2 separate regions of the Homo sapiens genome follow, and region 2 is linked to region 1. A link is an interaction called in ENCODE POLR2A ChIA-PET data of the cell type or tissue named here. Cell type or tissue: Caco-2. All regions are shown on one strand.

Region 1 (8,000 bases):
AAACCAAGGAGGAAGCAGGGAGCAGCTGTGCCTGGATGGGCGAGGGTGGAGGACTGCACAGGTCAGGGAGCTCGTTCTGGCTCCTGCCAGGGGAGTCGGGTGAGAGCAAAGGTCCAGAGACTGTGGGGTAGGGGTGGCCCCGCGTCCCAGTGGGGTGGGCTGTGGCTCCTCATCAGGAGAGACTGGTTGTGGTCCTGAGCATCCCTCGTTGCTGAGGGTAATAAACCTGCCTCTTTACCCCCTCCAAAGAGGCTGTTTTGTTACTCCTCGGTTCTCCCAGCACCATAGCGCTAATAAGCCCCATCTTTATGGCCAACAGCAGACACATTGAGCTGGTTAGGGATGCTCCCTCGCCTGGTGTTTGCCCAGCATCTAAGAGGAGGCCTGGGCCCTATTCTTACTCCTCTGTAGCGGAGCTGAGCGCCTTCTTTCTTTTTTAATAGTTCCACTCCAGGAGCCGAGTCCCCTAGTCTCTTTTCCAATCTTTGGTTACAACACTTTATTAATTCTACAGCCATGCAGTGTGTGAAAGGTCTCCTGGTTCCTGGGAGTGTTGGCTGTGATGACATCATCCTAGAAGTCACTGACTGGATTGGCAATGGGGCTGATGCTGAGTGCCTGGCACGCTATGTGCTGGGCACTGGGCTACACAACGGACACTGAATACTTTCCATAGACAACCCTGCACGATGCATGACCTTGGGCAAGTTACTTGACCTTTGTGGGCCTCAGTTGCCTTGTCAGTAAATTGGGGATAATAATAGGACTCACTTCCCAGGAATAAATGACTTTCTCCAAGTAAAGCAACTTAAAGTATTGATATCTCCACAGACCAAGCCCTATAGAGGCGATGGGGATAAGGCTTGGGGGCTAGAGATCCTGCCCAGGTTTTAGCCACGATTTAAATCCAGGCCTCTCTGGCTCCTAAACTCATCCTTATTTCACCACATTTTGTTGGCATCCAATCCAAGGTCTTCCTTCTCTGGGAAAGGCAAAACCCAGCCCGGAGGGGTGCAAAGCAAAGGCAAAACTCAGCCCGGAGCCACTTCCCCAAGAGCACACAGCAGCAAGCTAGGAGGCCGTGTGGGACAGTGCCCTGCATGGGGAACAGCCACTTCCCCTCTATGGGTCTCAGTTTCCTCACCTGTAGAATGGGTGAAGGGGTTGGTTGGACTTGAAGGGCTCTAAGGCACTGCTGGTTCCATATTTGAGTGGTAGAGCCTGAACTTAAATAACAGAGATTTGTCATGGTAGAAGGAGCCATAAAGCTCAGCCCATTGAAACTGCTGGTCCCAGAGCTCTGCACACTCCACAGACCCACTGTGTTTGGCTTGCAGAGCATTTTTAGAATTTACATTTGAATTTGTTTACACAGGCTGCTGTCTCCGGGTTCCACAGCTGGCTCTGCTCCCTAAAGCCTCACACCAGGTCTCCTTACACCCTTCGCACCCTTATCTCCTTGGTCCCTGATCTGGTTCAAAACTCCTCATTGCTCAGAAACTAATAATTGTTATTGTTATGGAGCTCTTCCTGTGGGTCAGACGCTGTTCTAAGCCCATTCATATGATCTGACTCATCTAACCCTCATAGCATGCCTCTATGCAGGTATCATTATGAGCCCATTTTACAGATGAGGAACACAAGGCTCGGGGCAGTTAAGCAATTTGCCTAACACCCTAGGGCAGGACCAAGGCCAGAGAAGGAGCATAATTTACCAAATTGGCAAAATAGATTATCCTGATTCACTGTGCAGTGCTCTGTGCATAAAACAGCCTCAGCCAGGGCAGGCATTTTTGGGGGGCTCCCTCTGGCCCTGCCCTTTGGGGTATGGTAGAAGGAAGGAGAAGAAAAGTTGTGTCCCCCAGTTCCACACTCTTTCCACCAGACAATAACCACCCTCTACCCCGCCCAGTCTCTCTGGGAGTCCGATATCCTAGCGGCTGCAGAGGATCAAAACAGCGAGTTAAAAGCGAAAACCCGCAGCATTTTCTTCACATTTCCCTCTGCCTCTTGAGGAAGAAGGCGCAAGTGTTTGCAGGAGCTTTCAAGTTCTCAGGAACAGAAATGAAATGCTCTCATGGCTCTTCCTCTACGTTTGAGGCCCTCGGTGCAAAGTGCTATTATTAGCATTGCCTTCAACTATCTTCCAAACAGGCTTCCCCTGGAAGAAGTAATTAAATGCATTATTCTATGCAAAATAAAAGCACGTATCCACATTTGCAGCCTCTGACACCATCCCAAACATTTTGTGATTTTTACAGTTGGGAGGCTTTTCGGTTGCATCCCATCCAAAGAGGGCAATTCGCCCTGGCACAGGGCCCACGGAGGGTAGAGGGCAGGCCCTGGTGAGAGCCTAGCAGTTGGATGAGGTGGTTTGTTTATGAATTTTGAGGCTGGAGATTGGGGCCATGTGAGAAATGGAAGGATTGAAGTATCTGAGCCAGGCAGGGCTGAGCCAAATCCCTTCAGACCAGATGGAGAATGAGGATTGGAGGGGTTGGCCACCAGCCCCCAGGTGACCCAGCCTTGGGAGATGCCCTGTCTCCTCTGAGCTGGGCGATTCCTAGCAAGAAGCCTCCTGTCTGAATCTTGCCTACTGGAGCCAGAAACTGACCTCTCTTCCCTCCCTCCCTCCATCCCTCCCTCCCTCCCTCCCTCCCTTCCTTCCTTCCTTCCTTTCTGACAGAGTTTCACTCTTGTTGCCCAGGCTGGAGTGCAATGGCACGATCTCGGCTCACGGCAACTTCCACCTCCAAGGTTCAAGTGATTCTCCTGCCTCAGCCTCCCGAGTAGCTGGGATTACAGGCATGCGCCACTATGCCCGGCTAATTTTTGTATTTTTAGTAGAGATGGGGTTTCTCCATGTTGGTCAGGGTGGTCTCAAACTCCCAACTTCGGGTGATCCACCTGCCTCGGCCTCCCAAAGTGCTGGGATTACAGGCGTGAGCCACTGTGCCCGGCCTGAACTCCTTTCTTAATTCCTCCCTCTCCTTTAGCCTCCATAGCAAATCTGTTTCCTAGCCTTGCTTGTTTGATTTACTCAACAGTTTCAAATGCATCTGCTTTTCTCCCTGGACGCCAGGGCCTTAGTGTGGTCCCACTGTAACAGGAGAGCAGTGGCTAAGGGCACAAGGCTGTGGGGTAGGAGCTGGGGTCTGAATCTTGGCTTTACTGTTACTTGCACTGTGACCTTGGACTAGGGTTGCTAGATTCAGGAAGTCAAAAATATAAGATGCCCATTTGAATTTAATATGCAGTGTTTGGGATATATTTATGCTTTAAAAAATTCCTTGCTTATCTGAAATTCAAATGTAACTGCTCATTCTGTATTTTATCTGGCAACCCTACCTTGGACAAATTCTTTAACTTCTCAGTTCCCATGTCTATAAAATAGGGATAATAATAGCACCTACTTCAAAGGTGGTTCTGAGGGTTAAATGAGTTAAAAATATAAAATGCTTAGAACAGGATGATAATGACCATCTCACTTAATTAGTGTATTAAGAAGTGCTTCATACTTGAAAAATGCCTTGCAAATGCTATTGATGTGTTATTTTTGCTGTATCTTTCCTCTCCCCTGACTTCATCAGAGGCAGCAAACCAGCAAAGTGTGGGTGAGGGAGAAAGAGGTTAGACCTAAGGGGAATTTCCTGGCAGGAAGGATCAGTCACATCCCTCCTGCACAGGAGCCCCAAAACTTGAAGATGCTGCAGCTGGTGACATGTGGGCTGGGGAGATGGGTGGCAGGGCTGTAGCATGCAGACAGTGACAAGCTCTCTAGGACAATGAGAATGAATGAACTGTGACTACCCGAGCCACAGAGATGAGTCACACAAACACCTCCAGGCTGGCTGAAAGAAGCCAGATACGAAAGAATGCGTACATGGGACTCTATTTTTTTTTTTTTTTTTCGCTCTGTCTCCCAGGCTGGAGTTCAATGGTGCAATCTCGGCTCACTGCAACCTCCGCCTCCTGGGTTCAAGCGATTCTCCTGCCTCAGCCTCACGAGTAGCTGGGACTACAGGTGCGTGCCACCACACCTGGCTAATTTTTGTATTTTTAGTAGAGACGGGGTTTCACTGTGTTGGTGAGGCTGGTCTCAAACTCCTGACCTCGTGATCCACCCACCTTGGCCCCCTAAAGTGTTGGGATTACAGGCATGAGCCACCGCATCCTGCAGGACTCTATTTATATAAAGTTCAGAAACAGGGAAAACTGAAGCACGTTGTTGAGGGAACACACAGAGAAAGGTAGGAAGCGACTGCCTGGGACCTCTGGGGAAGAGAAGGTCAACGGGAAGGGATCCGCAAGCTGCTGGGTGCTGGTGAGGTTCTGGTCTGTGACTGAGGTGGTGGCTACTCTGCTTTGAAATAATGTGTTAATGAAACATTTGTTTCATGCCCTTTTCTGGACGTGAGATTTATTCCACAATGCTAAAAGGTTACAGGAGAGGGAAGAGGGTCACGCTTGGGAAGCACCTAAAGCTCACTTTCTTCCTGGAAGGCACCTGAAGTTCTACCTTCTTCTAGAGAAGGGCCTCCAGGGAAGAGGTGGAAGCCGACCTTTCCGTGCCCCCAAAGTTAGAAAATGAAGCTAGACAGCGGGGCAGCCTGCGTGATGCCGGCCTGAGTCAGACTCATTAAGATTCCTTCTCAATCTACCCTGGGGTCCACAGGGCAAAGAGAAACCTGTGAACCATGCAGGCAACTGGGTTGAGAGAGAAAGATTGGCAGGGAGGGGGGAGAGAGGTGGAGGTGGGGAGGAAGACAGGTGGGGTGGCGGGGAGATGGAATGGGGAAGAGAGAGGGGGAGAGAGGCTGAGGACCCCAGGCCAGTGCGCCAGGTCTGGATTCTTTAGCCAGTCCATTCTAATGACAGCTCTTCAGTGCGCCCCTCCCTGCTTCCCCCCAGGAGCAAGGATAATTACTGGAGATAATGATCACTTAGGGGGCAGGGGGCACTTTTCATTAACCCCAGACCTGGTATCCAACTGCCCTTCCCGAGGAGTCTGCCCCTCACCCCATCCTGCAGGGCCCACTCCTGCTAGCCCCCACCTTGGGCCGTGCCACTGGCAAGTCCCTGTGCCTGTCTTCACCTTAATTCCTGGGTGAGTGACATTTAAGGGCAAGCTCTTCATTGGGCCATAACAATTTACAAGCCAGGCAGTGGTGGGTTGTTCTGAGGCCCGCGGGGAGCGGTGGCCCTTTATCATCTGCCGGGGCGAGGGGGCCAAGTGATGCATGGCTCCTCATTAAAGCCCCACCAACAACACCGGGGAAGTAAAACATTTTAGCAACCCATTCACTTTTCATTTCCCAAGCCACCCTCCGTGTCAGGAAAGCCACTCCTGACTTAGGGCAGCTGGGAAGCACAGAGGCCTTTACGTGTCTTATTTATATCTTCCCGTCCCTCCCTCGGGGCACTGTCTAGGGCAGGAAGCCAGCAGGGCTTCACGCCGCCATCCCCTTCATGCTCCCTGAGCTGCTCCCCATCTCGCCCCTGAGAACAGGCAACCCAGAACCATCTCTTGCTGGGGTTTACAAAGTGCTTTCATTCACCCACCGCATCTTCACTGAGCTCCTCAATCGCTCAAGGTCTGTCAGTAGTAAGTGCAGAGGCTGGATTTGAACTTGGGTATCTGGGGCACATTTAAAGCCAGACCTTCCCACAAAGAGGTGAGACCAAGCAGGGGGAGCTCAGGGGAGGTGACCTAGGGTTGGCCCTGAAGCCAGCAGGGGTGTGGAACGGGGATGCCCAGTGGCCCTCCCTGGGAGACAAGTCATTTTTGCAGGAGAAGGTGGGGTGGGTGGGGAGACGGAGTCACCGTTCTTTCTCATCTCAAGCTTCACTACTGTGAGGCTCTGAGATTTTCTCTTTCCATTTGTGCCTCTCTCTGGCTTGTCCTCTCTCCCCTGTCTTTTCTTTCTCTCCCTCACCACGCCCCTACTTCCTCCTTTTTGTCTGTCTCCATCTCTCGGGCATTTTCTAGAGAAACAACCCGGTGAGCTGGGAAGAGAAAGTGACGTGGCCTTGGCCTGCGAGCACCCAGCTTCACAGCCAGCTGTGCCACCGCCGGCTGAGTCTGGACATCTCTGAGCTTCTTCCGTTTCTCACGTGTAAAATGGGTCTAGGCCTGGCGTGGTGGCTCACGCCTGTAATCTCAGCACTCTCAAATGAGTATGGGACCCTGGAAAGTCCTGGAAGTCTCCTTCTTCTCGAGAACTTTTAACATCAAGAAAAGCCCTGGCTGGGCGCGGTGGCTCACACCTGTAATCCCAGCACTTAGGGAGGCCGAGGCGGGTGGATCACGTGGTCAAGAGATCGAGACCATCCTGGCTAACATGGTGAAACCCCGTCTCTACTAACAATACAAAAATTAGCTGGGTGTGGTGGCGAGTGCCTGTAATCCCAGCTACTCGGGAGGCTGACGCAGGAGAATCGCTTGAACCCGGGAGGCGGAGGTTGCAGTAAACTGAGACTGTGCCACTGCACTCCAGCCTCGGTGACAAGAGCGAAACTCTATCCCCAAAAACATAAAACATAAAAAATAGCTGTCTTTCATTTTCAACAGTGGCTGCAAAGATGAGAAGCCCAGCCCAGAAGAGGTATACAGTGGATGCTGGTACCGGAGGCAGACCTGGCCCACAGTCCGTTACAAATCCAGGCTCCTCTTTCCTCGGTGTGGAGTGTCTGGCTGAGAAGTAGCTGCCCAGCCAGGAACCCCATTTTTCAGAACCCTTTGTGTATATGTGGGGCCGAATTTCTAGTTCTCCCCTATGGACTCTGTGCAAGGCGTGGTGTGCTGCTTTCAGATGGAAGGATGAAGAATTGGTCTTTCCCTGTCTGGCGGCTGCACAAGGAGAAGTCAGAGGTCTTCAAGGGGGCAGAGCCAGAGGAGGGAGGGAGCCAGGGGAGGCCACCCTGACAGCAGTGCTGGCGCTGGACTGTGACTGAGCAGGAAATGAACTTTCACAGGCTGAGCCACTGAGATGGGGCTAGCCTCTTACAGCAGTGGCTTTACCTCTTCTTTTTTCCATCCCTCCCTGGCAACTGTCTTGATCCCCGTCCGGCTGTCCAGGCCTCATGATCTGGAGGGAGGGCGTCCCGTTCCCTCTGACCTAGGCCCTTGCCCTGACTCCACGGTGGGCCAGATGCGACCATCTTGGCCATCAGGCTCAGGGCAGACTGGGGCCTTCTTTCCAGGTGCCAAGCGCAGTCCCCACCTCAGTGGATGCTGACAGGACGCTCTGGTGGCCCAGGAGGTCTTGCTTAGTCATACGATCCTCTGTGGATTAGTGTATGGGGACCCAAGCCACATGGGACTTTAGAAATCCCCCTTTCCCTCAGGAGCACCCGGGGAAAGAGAAGCTACCATCCGTCAGTGCAGTTAGCCTCGGCCCCACATCCTCTCTGACCCTGGCTTTTGTCTTCCGGGGGCTCTGTGGGCCTCCTTGTGCAGCCTCCCCATGGTGCTGGGCTGGGGCCTCCTGCATTTTCATGGTTTCTGTGACCCTGCCTTCTCCCAAGGCCTCCCTTAACCTCTGCCTTGCTTCCCCTGACCTTTCCCTACCTCTCCCTGACTTCTCAGCTCTGTTCCCTGCAGCCCGCTCCAGGTCCTCCCTAGGGGATGCTGTGGCACAGACGCCTATGTCTTCCTCCGAATAGAAGCACAGCCAGAGACTCAAAGAGGTCATCTCCAGGGGTGAGCTTTCTCTTTGCCTCTGTCTTAGCAGAACATGAAGTCCCTGGAGGGAGACCATGGCAAATCGGATAAAAATCTCTCTGTGGCAGATTCACTTTCCTGGGATTAGCCCGACTCTCACGCTGGCCCTCCCCAGATGGACTCTGCCCTGAGTCATTGGTACCTGATGGCAGAGTGGGCGGCAGCTTTCCTCCCCTGATCTTCTCTCCCAGTCCCTGCCTCATCACCCTGAGTCCTCAGCACACTCTCTACCCCTGAGCCCACCCTCTCCCAACTTGAAGCTCCCGATCCTCTGCCA
Region 2 (8,000 bases), 160 kb after region 1:
CCTTGCTCCCTTTCTGTTTAACCCTCCCAGCCAATTCTTTTTCCTTTAGCCATTAGCTCTTTTTGATCCACGTAAAAGGGGGTGGGGGGCGGGAAATCTGGCGTGGACTTGGAGGCGTTCAGCACACCCGCGACCGCTGCGTGGCATAAACTACAGGGGGCGCCATTCACATAGGATACGACAGACATGGCGCCCGCCCCCTCCGCCCCCCCAGTACAACGTGGGGGCCCTGCTGCCACGCCCTCGGGTCTGACCTGACCCCAGGACAAGCTGGCGGGTCATCCTACCCTGTACCTCACTTCCCTCGCTCCTTCTCTTCCCAACCCACCCCCAAGCCCCCGCCGCCAACTCCTGTCTTGGCCCCTCACCCTCCAGGTCGCTCTTGTTCTGGCCCCCACTCCTGCAGGCCACGCTGCGGATGGTTCAGAGAGAGACGGGGGCGGGGGAAGGAGCCATCGGGCCTTCTCCTGCGCATGCTCGCTGTGAGACGAGCGCTGTGAGCCCTGGGGACTCGCTGCCCTTTTGATTAACTCGTCTTATTACGTGGCTCTCCCGGCTCTCCTTGGGGACCCTCCATGCCCACCATCCCAGGGGGCCTTTGGGATCCATGCCTGGCACGGGCTTGGAAGGAATCCCCAGGCACCGGCCCACTCAGTCACTAAAGGATGATCCGGCCTGCCCATCTGTCCCCCTTTTCATCCTCTAACCCAAGGTTTATCTGAAGGAGCGTGCTACAATTCATAAGCATCAAATGCCCATAATAAAGGCCATTTGCTTTCATGACCACCTTTGTCATCTTCATTTTAGAGGGGCAACTGAGGAACAGAGAGGTTCAGTCACAGATAGCTAGTAAGTTGTGTTCAATCGAACTAGAGAATCTGGCTCCAGAGTCAGAGTCTATACTCTTCACCACTACTTGGTGCTGCGTCTCACGAAGAAGTGGGGCCAAAAACTGGCACACTAGAGCTGCGCTGGCCAAGGCATAGCTACTGGTAGATATTTATGTCAGTTTCTCAGTCACGCTGGCCACATTTCAAGTGCTCACAGTCACACTAGTGGTTACCGTGTTGGACAACAAAGATATACAACATTACCCTCATCACAGGAGTTTTATTGGACAGCAGTGCTCAGAAGTCCTTAATTTTTATCCCAGCACTACTGCTTACTAGCTGAGCGACCATGGCCGGTTACCTAACCTCTCTGTATCTCAGGTTCCATAAGAATGGTGCAAGGCCAGGCATGGTGCCTCATGCCTGTAATCCCAGCACCTTGGAAGCCTGAGGTGGGAGGATTGCTTGAGCCCAGGAGTTCAAGACCAGCCTGGGCAACATAAGGACACCTCATCTCTGTGAATCAAAAATTTAAGAAAACTAGCCAGGCATGGTGGCACGCACCTGTAGTGCCAGCTACGTGGGAGGCTGAGGCAGGAGAATCCCTTGAGCAGGTCAAGGCTGCAGTGAACCATGATCAAGTCACTGCATTCCAGCCTGGGCAACAGAGTGAGACCCTGTCTCAAAACAAGAAAGTGCCAACCTCATAGGGCTGTTAGAAGGATTAAATGAGAAAATGTATATGAAATGTGCTAGGCATAGTGCCTGGCATATAGTAAGCATACTAAACATTATTATTTTGTTAGGAATCATAAGCCAGTCCTTTATTTAACAAAGTGGGTAGCTAAAGACCAGAGAAACTAAGGAACTGCCTCAAAGCCACACAGCAAATTAAATGCCAGAAGCTGAGGCTCCTCATTCTTTTTTCTCCACCACATGACCTAATGATATCACTACAGCCAATAAATGACTTCCGAATTTGGCCCTCTCGAAAATGTTGTAAGGTGGTTAAATGAGGTTTCATCAACCTTACTGTACAGATTAAGAAACTGATGGGCCCGGTGCAGTGGCTCATGCCTGTAATCTCAGCACTTGGGAGGCTGCGGTGGGGAGGCAATTAGAAGTCAGCTGAGGGCAATGAAGTTAGGATGAGGGGACAGAGGCTGGGTACCAACCCATCCTACTAGAGCGGATATGACATGACCCGTTTATTGTGTCTTACCCACAAAATGGAGCTTCTGTCAGGGAGGATCTTTGTCATGTTCACTGCTATATCCCGCATAGCTTAAAGGGTGCCTGGTAATCAAGAAATGGTTGTTGACTGAGTAGATGCCCATTTTTCAGATAAAGATGGTAAGGCTCAGAGATGTGAAGGACTGTGCCCAAGATTGGATTTATTCATACGAGAGGAATTTACTGAGCATCTACTTTGGGTCCACATGTCGAGTCTCTCTGACTCCAATTCCTGGGCTTCCCTTCAATACCTCCCATCTCCAACCCGCATTCTACAAAGGGGAAGGTAGGGCTGCCCTGACTCCATCCTATTCCCCCGGCACGTAAGTGCTTCTCTGTCTTTGGTTGACCTGGCAAGGAGAGGCCTGAGAAGCCTTAAATTAAGGTTCAGGCATGAGTTGTGTAGCCAGGATCTATGCTGAAATTTTATTTTGTGTTTTCCCATTGCGCTTGGAATAACGACCTTCCATCTTCCATCCCAAGAAAAGAACTGAAGCCAGAGTCTGAGTCGGGTTTTTTGTTTGGTTGGTTTTTTTGGTGGTTGCAGGGGCGGGGTGGGTTGCCTCAAGTAGCTTTGGGGTTTGTCGTCAAAGCAGAGGGATGTCCCGACTCAGTTAGGTTTAGGAGGTGGAGGTCTCCTGATGGAGAGTAAAATGGAAGGAGAAGGGAGATGGGGCCTCCCCAAGCTGGAAGCGACAGAGATGAGGCCTTTGTCTGTGTTCCTCTGGCCTGCAGTGCCAGATGGGGTTGTTTGTGTGCTGAGGCCCTGAGGGTCTTCGGGGTCCTCCTGTGGTCATCGAGAGAGCTACTGTGAAGACCTCTCAGAGTGTGTCCAGGGCAGCAGGGCCTGCCTGAGGCCTGACCCAGGGTTCAGGAGCCACAGCAACAGGAGTCAACTACCATGGCAACCACAAGGCACAGGGCCTCTTTTCCTGGGTCCCAGATTCTTCTGTGACCCTAGAGAATCCCCCTGAACATAACTAAGGCTGATTTCTCAGCACTGTGGCAATTGGAGATTTGGAATCAGAATTTATGTGACTTCAAAAAAAAAAACACAGCATGACATTTATTGCATGCAGATGTTGCAGAGTAAATTCAAACCCACTCCAGTGCAGAGGGATCTAAGGGCCTCTGGATGAAGGGGTCTGAGCTGAGCAGCACACACAGGAGGCCTCCTGGAGGTCTGGCCAGGCAAGGCCAAACCCCAGGTGAGGCCTGACTGCCTGGCACAGCGAGGAAGCTGCAGGGGAAACACAAAAGGAACTTAATTTTAAAAAAACCATATTTGAAAATAACATTTATTTCTGATTGTAAAAATAATACATGCTGCTTGTAGAAAACTGGAGAGAAACAGAAACATATAACGACAGAAATGTAAATCACCTATAATCCCATCACCCACGGTAATCATTAAAATGGTATTATCTGTCCTTTCCATCTTTATTCTATATGCAGGTTTTTACATAATCGAGATGATATTTACATTATTTATACAGTTTATATTCTATCTATAGAGGACAACAGGTCCCTGAGCTCTGCATGATGAACAAATGAGCAAATGAAGAACACACATACAGATTCTCTCCCACACGCTCACATGTTCATTTGCACAGACCGTGGGGAATGAAACACGGGAAAGAACATTAAACAGTAATAAGTACCAACCTGCTACTAAACAGCATCATGACCCTGAGGACCCTCTCTGTGCCTCAGTTTCTTTTCTTTTTTCTTTTTCTTTGAGACAAGTTTGCTCTGTCACCCAGGCTGGAGTGCAGCAGCAAGATCCCAGCTCACTGCAGCCTCAAATTCCTGGACTCAAGTGATCCTCCCACCTCAGCCTTTCAAATAGCTGGGACCACAGGTGCATGCCACCACACCTGGCTACTTTTTAAAATTTTCTGTAGAGATGGGGTCTCCCTGTGTTGCCCAGGCTGGAGTTGATTTTGGGAGGACCCCTTGAGCCTGGGGGTTTGAGGCTGCAGTGAGCTGTGATTGCACTGCTGCATTCCAGCCTGGGCAACAGAGTGAGACCCTGTCTCAAAAAAAAAAAAAAAAATAGTGCCCACCTCATAGGGCTGTTAGAGGGATTAAATGGGAAAATGGGAGGATCACTATATGTCTCTGCCCAAGACCTTCTTTGCCTGCCCACATAGCAGCCAAAAGGGCCAGGGCCCCTGAGGTCCCCAGGAGCAGCCCTCAGAGAGTGACTCACAGGAGCCGCATAAATACCAGCTCCCTCACCCCTCAGGCAGGATGTCCCAGAGGGCATGCCCTACACTGTCCCCCAGAGTTCCCCAGTGAGACCGAGCTCCAGCTCCCCACAGTGGTAACTGGATAAATATTGCACCCCTTATGGGCTGCGTTCCCTCCCCTGTTTCACTTCCCCCATTCTCCTATGGGTGTTTCTTGGAGTCACCAAATACCACCTGCCCTGCAATCCTTGTCTTAGGGCCTGCTTCTGGGAAAATCTAACCCAAGACATCAGGTGATGATGGATGCCAGGAAAACAAAATGATACTAGGGCAAGGGGGTGGAGAATGAGGGATGATATCACTTTAGGCAGGGTAGACAGGGAAGGTCTCTCTGGGAAGCCAAGTGAAGTGAGTAGGGAGACAGATGAATAGCTGGAGGCAAGGGCGTTTTAGACAGAGGGAGCAGAAGGTACAAAGGCCCTGAGGTGGAAACCCCTGGAGGAGCGGGATGTTAATGACACCCACCCAGCCAGGCTGTGGAGGATTCCTGGAGAGAGTCTGTGCCAACTGTAAAGCCCTGGGCACTTGTAAGCTATTGGGGTGCTTTAAATCCCCTCTTGCGTGACAGCTCTCTTCAGAGACTCACTAAACCTCCTGCCCAGCCTTGGCTGCCATGCTCAGCACCTCCCTCTCTGTGCTCACCCAGCCTATTTGGCCTGGAGCAGGGCTTGGTTTTTCCAATAACTCATTAGTGTGGCTTTTGTCATGATTGAAGAAACAAAACCCCCAACAAGAAAACTGCATTCAGCAGCATTACAGGTTATTTATGAGAGAATGTGAAGCAGCCTTGGCATTGGGGGAAGCCTAGGGGAGGCAGGAGGACCTTCTGGGTGGTGGGCTGTGACATCTTGGATCTGCCTGGTGCCGGCCACCAATGCCTCTGCCCAACAGATATAACCCCCTCTCTCCTGCCCCCGCCACCCCGAAGCCAGCCATGAATCACCACTGCTCTAGCCACTTAATTGAATTTTACCTACCCACCCAATGCCTCATTCATTCATTTATATAATCATTTATTCATTCAAACATGCATTGAGGGCCTACTATGTGCTAGGCACTAGCTGATGTTAACATTTATGGTTCAGAGAGATGAATCAGCAGCTGTGTACTCTAAGTCGTACCAGCTCACAAGCTGGCAGCATCTCTTCTCAATTCCACGTTCAGGCTACAAAGCAAGACCTTTCCCCCAGACAGGTGGTTGTTGAACACTTACCAACACACCACTGTAGCAGGCCCTGGTGTCTCAGGCCACACAAACTCAAACCATAGTGGCTGACAGTCTAAAACAGAGAAGGACATTGATCCAATTTATGGTGTAACACAATCTGGCCCACCCAGATTTGTTGGCCTCAAAGCCATCCACAGCTACCACACAATCGCCTTTGCAACCTAGGAGCACACCAAGAACAGAGGAATCAGTTCTATCATGCGAGACCTAGGAAGGCTTAATGAAGGAGACGTATTTGAGGCTGAGGCTTTGAGGTGAGATGTCTGCCTCAAGGGAGGGTGTTCCAGGTGGTGGGGACAATTTAAGCAAAGGTCTGGAGGGAGGCCAGGCAGAGCGTGTTCACCCCACCTAGATTAAAATGCTGTAGGAGGGAGTTTTCCCCACTTGTTACCTTCCTGATCATACCAGCAAAAGTGAACTGCTCTCCGGAGGAAAAAAGTGATATTGCAAAAGCTGGGCTGTCAGGGAGGGGCTGCTGTTAGAACACCAGGTACTGAGAGATAAGGATGCCTCTCCTCTTCCTTGCTTCTCCTCCCAGCCTCCCCCTCATCACCATTCCTTCTCAAGGAAAGGCCCGACCTGCAGGAAAAATGGCTGCAGTGTGTGAAAGGGGCAGCCAAGAGGCCACCATTGACCCACCCTCAACACCATCACCATTGGCACCACCAGCATATGCCACGGTATATAACCACGGCAACCTGGCGACGACAGTCATCCTGTCATCACTCCCTGTGGGGCTCACTGGCACTGTTACTCGGCCCCTACAGACCTACATGCACAGGCTTGGCTTACAGATATCAGGACAGACACCCAAACAGACCAAATGCTCTAAAGGACTCCAACTACATTTACTGAATGTCAGAGGAGGTCAGGATAGAATTCATTCAAGAAGCAGGTTTCCCAACGAAAACTTCATACCTGCCACCTCCTGACTCTGGAAGTTAGGGGCTCCCCCTATGTGTGCATGTCCACACATATATACACACACACATGCAGAGGCAAGAGTACATCCAGGATGCAGCAGCATTGAATGCCACACTGTTCAACTTGAGATAGGAGAGGCATGGGGGAGGCCTCAGTCTATCAGCCTCAATCACTCCTCCCAGGCCTGGTGAGCTGGTGCCAGCCCAGGCCTGGCCCGCATCCTCCCAGCCACCCTGCCAACCTCACCCAATTGCCTGATGAGGGCCTGAGCTGTCCACCAGTTCAAGGCAGGCTCCCACTCTCCTTTACCAATCCATTGCTGGAGGACGACTATACACCACCTTTGTAGAACACTCCACAGTCCTCAAAGGGCAGTCACGTATTCGCTCATGTAATCGTGGGAACCCTGGGATGTCATTAGGGTCTCCAGTCTATAGAGGAGGAAACTGAGGTTCCGAGTGACTGGAGATGCAAACACAAGCACCACTAATCCTAATAACTAAGCTTTACGGGTTCCATGTGCAGCATTATCTCCCTCCACCCTCATCACAGCCCTTTAAGAGGTGCTATGTTTATCCCCACTTTCCAGCAAAGGACCCTCAGCACCGTTTCTGTGGTGAACAAGTTCACTGTGAGCTCCAGGGTCTCCCTAGTTGGCCCAGAACCTTGGCCCCTGCTTTTATCCTTGTCACACTGCCCCCTCATGAGCTCATCCATCCCATGGTTCTGATTACCACTCAGTGACCTGCAGACAGTGTGGCGTGGGGCCAGGAGCATTTCTCTGGAGTCTGACTGCCAGCTTCTTAGCTGTGTGACCTTAAGCAGGTTACATCACCTCTCTGTGCCCCAGTTTGCTTGTCTGTAAAACAAGGCTAACAGTAGTAAACATAAGAGCAAATTCTTCCAGAGTGCTTATTTTGTGAGAGGCACTATTCTACACCAATTACAAGTATTAACTCTTGAATCTTCACCACATCCAGTGAGGTAAGCCCTTAGCCCAGGGCCAGGAGTGCTGCCTGCACTTGGTAATTGTTGGCGATGATGAGCTGTATATTCTGGCTGAGCCCCCTGAGGCTGCCCAGCTATCTGCTTAAAACACAACCCTGGCTGGGCACAGTAGCTCACTCCTGTAATCTCAGCACTTTGGGAGGCTGAGGCAGGAGGATCACCTGAGGTCAAGAGTTCGAGACCAGTCTGGCCAACATGGTGAAACCCCGTTTCTACTAAAAGTACAAAAAATTAGCCGGGCGTGGTGGCGGATGCCTGTAATCCCAGCTACTCAAGAGGCTGAGGCAGGAGAATCGCTTGAACCCAGGAGGTAGAGTTTGCAGTAAACTGAGATTGCGCCACTGCACTCCAGCCTGGGCAACAGAGCAAGACTCCATCTCAGAAACAAAACAAGACAACAACAACAACAAAAAAAAACCACAAAACCCCATTCCTTCTCCCATGTTTCTCATCTTGGTGAATGGCTCGTCATTCTCTCATCACCCGGGCAGACGCCTGGAACCTAACCTTGGGCTCTTCCTTTCC

The links. Peaks named below come from ENCODE experiments on the same cell type or tissue, not always from the same donor. Only the 100,000 strongest peaks of a DNase experiment are listed, where the experiment ranks them.
Region 2: POLR2A ChIA-PET joins it to region 1 with 6 read pairs; 10 of 35 experiments call an interaction of 5 or more read pairs at or near these places.

Annotation. Positions count from the first base shown.
Region 1 is chr6:37,550,054-37,558,053 of GRCh38, forward strand. MIR4462 (microRNA 4462) reads right to left here and starts at 5,369; the gene lies at 5,312-5,369. RefSeq lists enhancers at 1-91, 1,077-1,256, 3,829-4,329, 5,956-6,045, 6,596-6,645 and 2 more and a silencer at 3,680-3,974. In Caco-2, no CTCF peak of the experiment used is centred here; DNase peaks (open chromatin) are centred at 3,828 and 4,628.
Region 2 is chr6:37,705,444-37,713,443 of GRCh38, forward strand. No RefSeq gene overlaps it. Among named protein-coding and RNA genes, the nearest start is that of MDGA1, 12 kb to the left of the region's middle. RefSeq lists a silencer at 133-392. In Caco-2, no CTCF peak of the experiment used is centred here; no DNase peak of the experiment used is centred here.